Linked DNA regions of Homo sapiens: region 2 is linked to region 1. Evidence: chromatin loops called from intact Hi-C (ENCODE). Cell type or tissue: heart right ventricle. All regions are shown on one strand. Links, peaks and the distances in the headings refer to the core of each region. The heading gives the core; the rest is flanking DNA. Region 1 overlaps ADD3-AS1 (ADD3 antisense RNA 1). Region 2 overlaps ADD3 (adducin 3).

Region 1 (2,926 bases), core at 334-2,833:
TCTGAGTGCTTTTTAAGTGTTAGCTCATTTGATCCTACTTCCTCTTACACACATGCTGTGAAGAGATTAAGTAACCTGTCTAAAGCCTCATGGGTAATAAGAGGTGTAGGTGGGCTTTGAACCCAGGAACCCCACTCTAGAGCCCCACTGTTAATCACTGTGTTACTCAACGACGTGATGGGTCAGATGTTTCCAATGAATTAATTTTTCAACTATTTCAAGTGAAAACAAAAGTCTAGATGGTATATGAATTTTTCCAGGCCTCAGATCATCATATTTTAAAGTGTGAGCCTTAGACCTCCTGCATCAGAATCACCAGAGGTGCTTTTCTAAAATGCAATTTCCAGGAACTGCTCCCAGGCTTATTACACTAGAATCTCAGAGTGCAAGTGAAGACTGGGAACTGACATTTAGAAAATACACTCCTTAGGTGATTCCTGAACCCAGTGAAGTTTAAGAACCACTGGCCTGTATCAACATTTGTAGGTCACCATCATAGGGAATGAGGGTAGGTAGAACATCTTGGGAGCTGCGGGAACCAAAGTTGTTTTCCAGAATCAGATATTGGGCACTGCCTGGGGCAGAACATTCAGTCAAGTGGCTAATAAATCTGTACAAAGCACAGCTTCTGCCCAGGAACCGTGGTTGTTGTCCTTCACTGAGGAGAGCCAGCAAACTGACAGTATGAATTTGCCTTCAGGGCCCAGATCTCATTTCTCCTCAAGGGGCTTGTGCTTGTTGGTGGCAGCTAGCACTGGCCCGGAACTTTGATGTTTTCCTTTTCAGTATCCAAATGCTACAGAGACTGTGTCACTGCATACGCCGTCTCTGGTATAATGGCAGAGGCGGGGAGCAGACTGTTTGGAATGCAGTCTGGCCCCATTGGGACTTTGAACTGGGCTGGAACTTGCAGAGTCTAAGAGTTTAATCGTGGCATCTTTTTCAGATAGGCAAAGAAAAGGAAACCAACCCAGAGGGGTTGGTGTTCAGTACTCTGGAAGAAATCCATGATAATTTTTTAAGGAATTGAAAGTTTTTATGAGGCTTACTGAGGTATCATTCATATACAGTTAATTTTACCCTTTTCCAGTGCACAATTCAATGAGTTTTGGAAAGCAGCTATACTCATTGTCATACCACCATTGCCAGTTCGATAAGTTTTGACTAATGTATGTAGTCAAGTCACCAACATCAAGTAAGATAAAGAACATTTCCATCTCCCCGAAAAGTTCCCTAATACCCATTTGCAACCAATCCCACCATATTTCCCCAGCCCTGTGGCTGCTGCTGATCTGGTATCTGTCTGATTCCAGAATGTCACATAAGTAGAACCTTATAATTCACAGCCTCTTGTTGCTGCGTGTCAGTAGTTCTTTCCTTTTTATTACTAAGTAGTATTCTATTGTATGGATGTGCCACAATTTGTTTATTGATTCCCCAGCCGGGCATTTGGGTTATTTTCACTTTTTGGCAGGAATTGACATTTAAATGAGCTCAAATTCAGCAAGCATTTATCGAGCATGCACAGAAACAGACTGGAAAATGAGATAGTTCATGTTTACAGTTTCTAATAAAAATTATAATCACACTGGAGATTCAAACTAACACCTAAAGAAGAAAGAAGTCTATTTGTGACCCTAGAAACAAACATGGAGGAAAAGGACTCCATTCAATAGCATTGGTCTAATGATTAGGAGAGAATCTCATGCCCTTGGAAAGCCCTAAAATGACACTACCATGCTGAGACACATGAGGGCGCTGTAACCAACCAGCATTGCCAAACACTTCATTCTTACAAAAGTTGTTTGTTTTTTTAATTTATTGGAATGCTTTGTTGAAAACTCTAGTGAATTCTCACTCCTACCCTTGGTCTCCTTGGCCACTCTTGAATGATAGAAAAAAACATAGGCATCGAGTGGATCTGTCTTTGACTAGTCATCAGGGGATTACTGTACCCGACCACAGCTGTACGGTGAGGCTCCCGTCGGCTTTCCTACTTAAACTCACAAGGAAAGGCTCCCAAAGGAACTCTAGATTAGAATACCTCATGATCACAAAGAAAATTGGGATTGACCCTAAAGTTTCATTTTTATTGTTGTTGTTTTCAGGCCTTCCCTGAATATAACACACAAATATTCAAACATAATTGCTGGACAACATTTTAGAAAGACTTGTAAGGTACTTCTTTCACATCTCAGCAATTTGGCTAGTTGAAAGTTGTTCGTTCTTCAATGAGAACACATGGACACAGGGAGGGGAACAACACACATTGGGGCCTGTAGAGGGAGAGCATCAGGATAAATAGCTAACACATGCAGGGCTTAATGCCTAGGTGATGGGTTGATAGGTGCAGCAAACCACCATGGCACACGTTTACCTATGTAACAAACCTGCACGTACTGTACATGTATCCTGGAACTTAAAATAAAATATAATAAATTTTTTTTAAAAAAAGAAAGTGGTTCGTTCTTGTCAAAGCAACCACTACAATCAGTTCAGAGGAAAGCTATCTTTACAGCAAAGCAGCCAGGAGAACTTAGGGTTACTGGGTTTGGCTTCTGAATGGCTGTTCAAAACAAAAACTGAAAAGAAAAAAAAAACCCTCTGGATACATTTAAAATTTTTTGAAAATCAATGACTCATTTGTTACAGAGTAAGCAAGTACAAAATAAAAGACACTTCATAAAAATTGCATTAGAATGTTCTGGTGGGATTCTAAATGAATTTAGCTGTGGGATGGTATATGATTTTTGTGCAAGATCCAGCAAGGCTTAGGGATTCCTCTCTTAGAGAAAGGGTTTGATTCCGTTATTTGAAAGGATGTCTCTCCAAGCCCTTTCTATAATTAATAAAATGCTCACTTGAAGAAAGATTTACTCAGTCAAACCTATCCAACCTAAAATATGACTAATTGTTTCGAGCAGAA
Region 2 (2,926 bases), core at 282-2,781, 130 kb after region 1:
AGTTTTTAATAACAGGGCAATGCATACTGCTGTAAGCTTATTTTGATGCGAGGAGAAACGTCAAAGGCATATACATTTTAGGATATCACTGGAAGTAAGGCCTGAGTGTTAACAGGGTTCCTTAATTCAAATTGGTCAAAATCACCATGATCTGTGGTCAGTTGAGAAGTTTAAGATGCAGGTATTCTTAACTTTATTTACATTTCTGTTGTACACAGCTTCAAGAAAAATATTCTAACCTTTAGCTTCATGTTAATCAAGACTTAGATACAGAAGAAAGACCATCCAGAAGAAAATATGGTTTATTTGTTTTTTCTCCTTTCAACAGGGCCAGTGGTATTCTATTTCCAAATGAGTACATTTCTTAATGGAGAAATTCTAAGTAAGTTTGTTATGCTCCTAATCCTGCTTTAGGAGAGCTCTAATAACATAATTATAGGGTGCCTTGGGAGCAGCAAGTCTGTAATCTTTTTTTTTTTTTTAACTTTTTGCCCCAATTTTCCTCTCTAGTAATTTTGAGGTAAAACATCCAGATGTGGATATTTAAAATTCATCTCTGATGTCTCCTATATTTATCAGTGTTATTATCTGAGTGTAAGTTAGACATTACTGATAAATGAGCCAACATGGAGTTTTTTTTTTTTAAGCATTAATTGAAATAATTTTATCAGGTCAGGTTTTTTTAAAAAATCAAATTGGTTCTCTTTTCTGTGACTTAAGTATTTTATCTCCTGCCACTTTCTCCTGAAAGTTCTGACCTTGGATACAGAGTTTTAAAATGTGATGCCTCAAGTGAATTCTACTTTTGGTTTATAGTATTCCGGAATATGTGAGTACTTAAAGTATATTCTTAGCCTACATGAATCTCACATCTCTGAATATTTGACATTTTTAGAAGTCCATTTATGTCCATACTTTATGAATTCAAAGTTTATAGCCTCACTCCCTCGACATTGATAGATATATAAAATAAAAGGGTGTGAGATTCAGATAAGGCTTTTAAGGCACCCTGTCTCTAACTTAAACATTTTGCTTTTCACCTAGTGATTTTTTTACCATACTTTTTGGACCTATGTTTGAAGAGCTGTTCAAACTATAATGTTCTGGGGGCAAATTAAGTTTTCAAGTAGGATTTTGTTTGAGTTGAAGAATTAAATGGCTTTTTAAAAGTTTATAACATTCAATGAGGATGAATTTCTTATTTAAAGAAAATAAATCTTACCTAGTAGATTATGGGTAGGCCTAATTAGACAGCAGGGATTTCTCATTCAAGTAATAGACTGATAAGACTGTTTTCTAGCTAATAACCTATGAAATGGATATTTGCTACGTTAACTGGGTCAAGATTGAGATCAGATTCTTCACTTTCTTTATATCTAGGAAAATGAAAAGAAACTCTTAACTTAGTATTAATTGAGCACTGAACTACACACTCAGGGAGAATCTAGAAATGTGAAAGACACAGTTTCAGTCCTCAGATAATATGGTATAGTAGAGCAGGAAAATAGTTAAACAATCACAGTCATACACTAGGTACCCTAAGTATAGTATAGGGAAAGTTCACAGTGAAGTGTAGAAGAGAAGAAATACAGAGATCCCTCCTAACTTGGATGATTAGGTGACTTCAAGGAGAAGGTAGCATTTGTAATGTGTTGAATAAAGGAAAGAATTCATTAGGAAGAAGAACAGTGGAAGTCAATACTTCCATTGGATGAAGTAGATCGAGCAGGGCTAGAGAAGTGCAAGTTGTGATCAGAGAATGCTGCAAGAACCTCATAGGCTAAAGCATGAGGTAGTAATGGCAGATAAAGCAAAAAAAATTACATAGCAGCAGACTATGGAAATTTTGCAGTACCAAGCCATTTTGACCTAAGTTAGGAGTCAGTACATTTTCTCATCATTGCCCATTTTGTTTACACAATTTTTTATAAAAGTGTTTGTTTTGGATCTGGGTTCACATTTTACTTTGCCTACCACTTACTAGCTATGTGACATTACGAAGCTCGTTTAACTTGAGCTTCAGTTTCCTTGTTGGTAAAATGGGGAAAATACCTCACACGGTTGTGACAATTAAATAAAATAACATAAGAGCATGCAGTACAGCACGCAGCACGTAGTCGGCAACTGTTTTTTGGAAATTATATATTTATTGCTAATTTGAAGTACATTATGCTTTTGTGGCAACACTTGAAGATTTTAATTCCTTAGACTGTATTTTGGTTTTTTAAGGTCTTGAATCTGTTACCCTGATGGCATTCTGGTTTATTCATCTTCACAAAATTTAACAACTACCACTACCTCCTCTTCTATGCTCTTCTGTATCTGAGAAAGAAGACATAGTTTATGCCATGGTTTTGTGTATATGTTGTTTGATCTTCTAACCAGTTCTTCTCTAGTGGAGACTCCAGGGAACTGTTGGCTAATCTGACTTAAGCCCAGTATGTGGCCACACCACCCTGATTAGAAATCAAGTTTCTCATTATGCTTTGATGAATTCTTAGCTACAAGAGGGCAAGTACTTAGCCTGGTATTCCAGGATCACCATAATCTGCCAGTATATATATATATATTTTTGCTTTATCTGCCATTGCAGTCTAATGCTCTAATCTAGCCTAAGAGGTTTACTCAACATTTCAGATCACAACATGCCTGCTAGCTTATTAGTTGTATTTGGTTTCAGAGATACAATCCAAGTCTGAATAAAATTAGGAAAAGAACTTGTGCTCAGTTGAGGGTTCCATATTTGAATCTTTATTCCATTTACTTATTAGCTTTATAACCTCGAGCAAGGCATTGCCTATCTCAGGACTTTGTGGTGAGACTCAAATATATCAACTATAAAGGATTATTAACATTGAACTTTAGTAAAAATATGATTAACTACCCATCTCAAAGATAAATAAAATTTTTATCTTAATATTTTAAT

The links. Peaks named below come from ENCODE experiments on the same cell type or tissue, not always from the same donor. Only the 100,000 strongest peaks of a DNase experiment are listed, where the experiment ranks them.
Region 2: a loop joins it to region 1, with 2.3 times the contacts of the local background. A loop is called at or near these places in 7 of 110 quality-filtered maps.

The regions. Positions count from the first base shown.
Region 1 is chr10:109,976,832-109,979,757 of GRCh38, forward strand. The region is part of intron 2 of ADD3-AS1 (ADD3 antisense RNA 1); the gene reads right to left. Among named protein-coding and RNA genes, the nearest start is that of ADD3, 30 kb to the right of the region's middle. In heart right ventricle, for the core only: CTCF peaks have their summits at 1,751 (motif pointing right) and 1,950; DNase peaks (open chromatin) are centred at 743 and 1,760; H3K27ac peaks cover 2,500 bases.
Region 2 is chr10:110,105,672-110,108,597 of GRCh38, forward strand. All of the region lies in intron 2 of ADD3 (adducin 3), which reads left to right. Among named protein-coding and RNA genes, the nearest start is that of ADD3-AS1, 99 kb to the left of the region's middle. In heart right ventricle, for the core only: no CTCF peak of the experiment used is centred there; no DNase peak of the experiment used is centred there.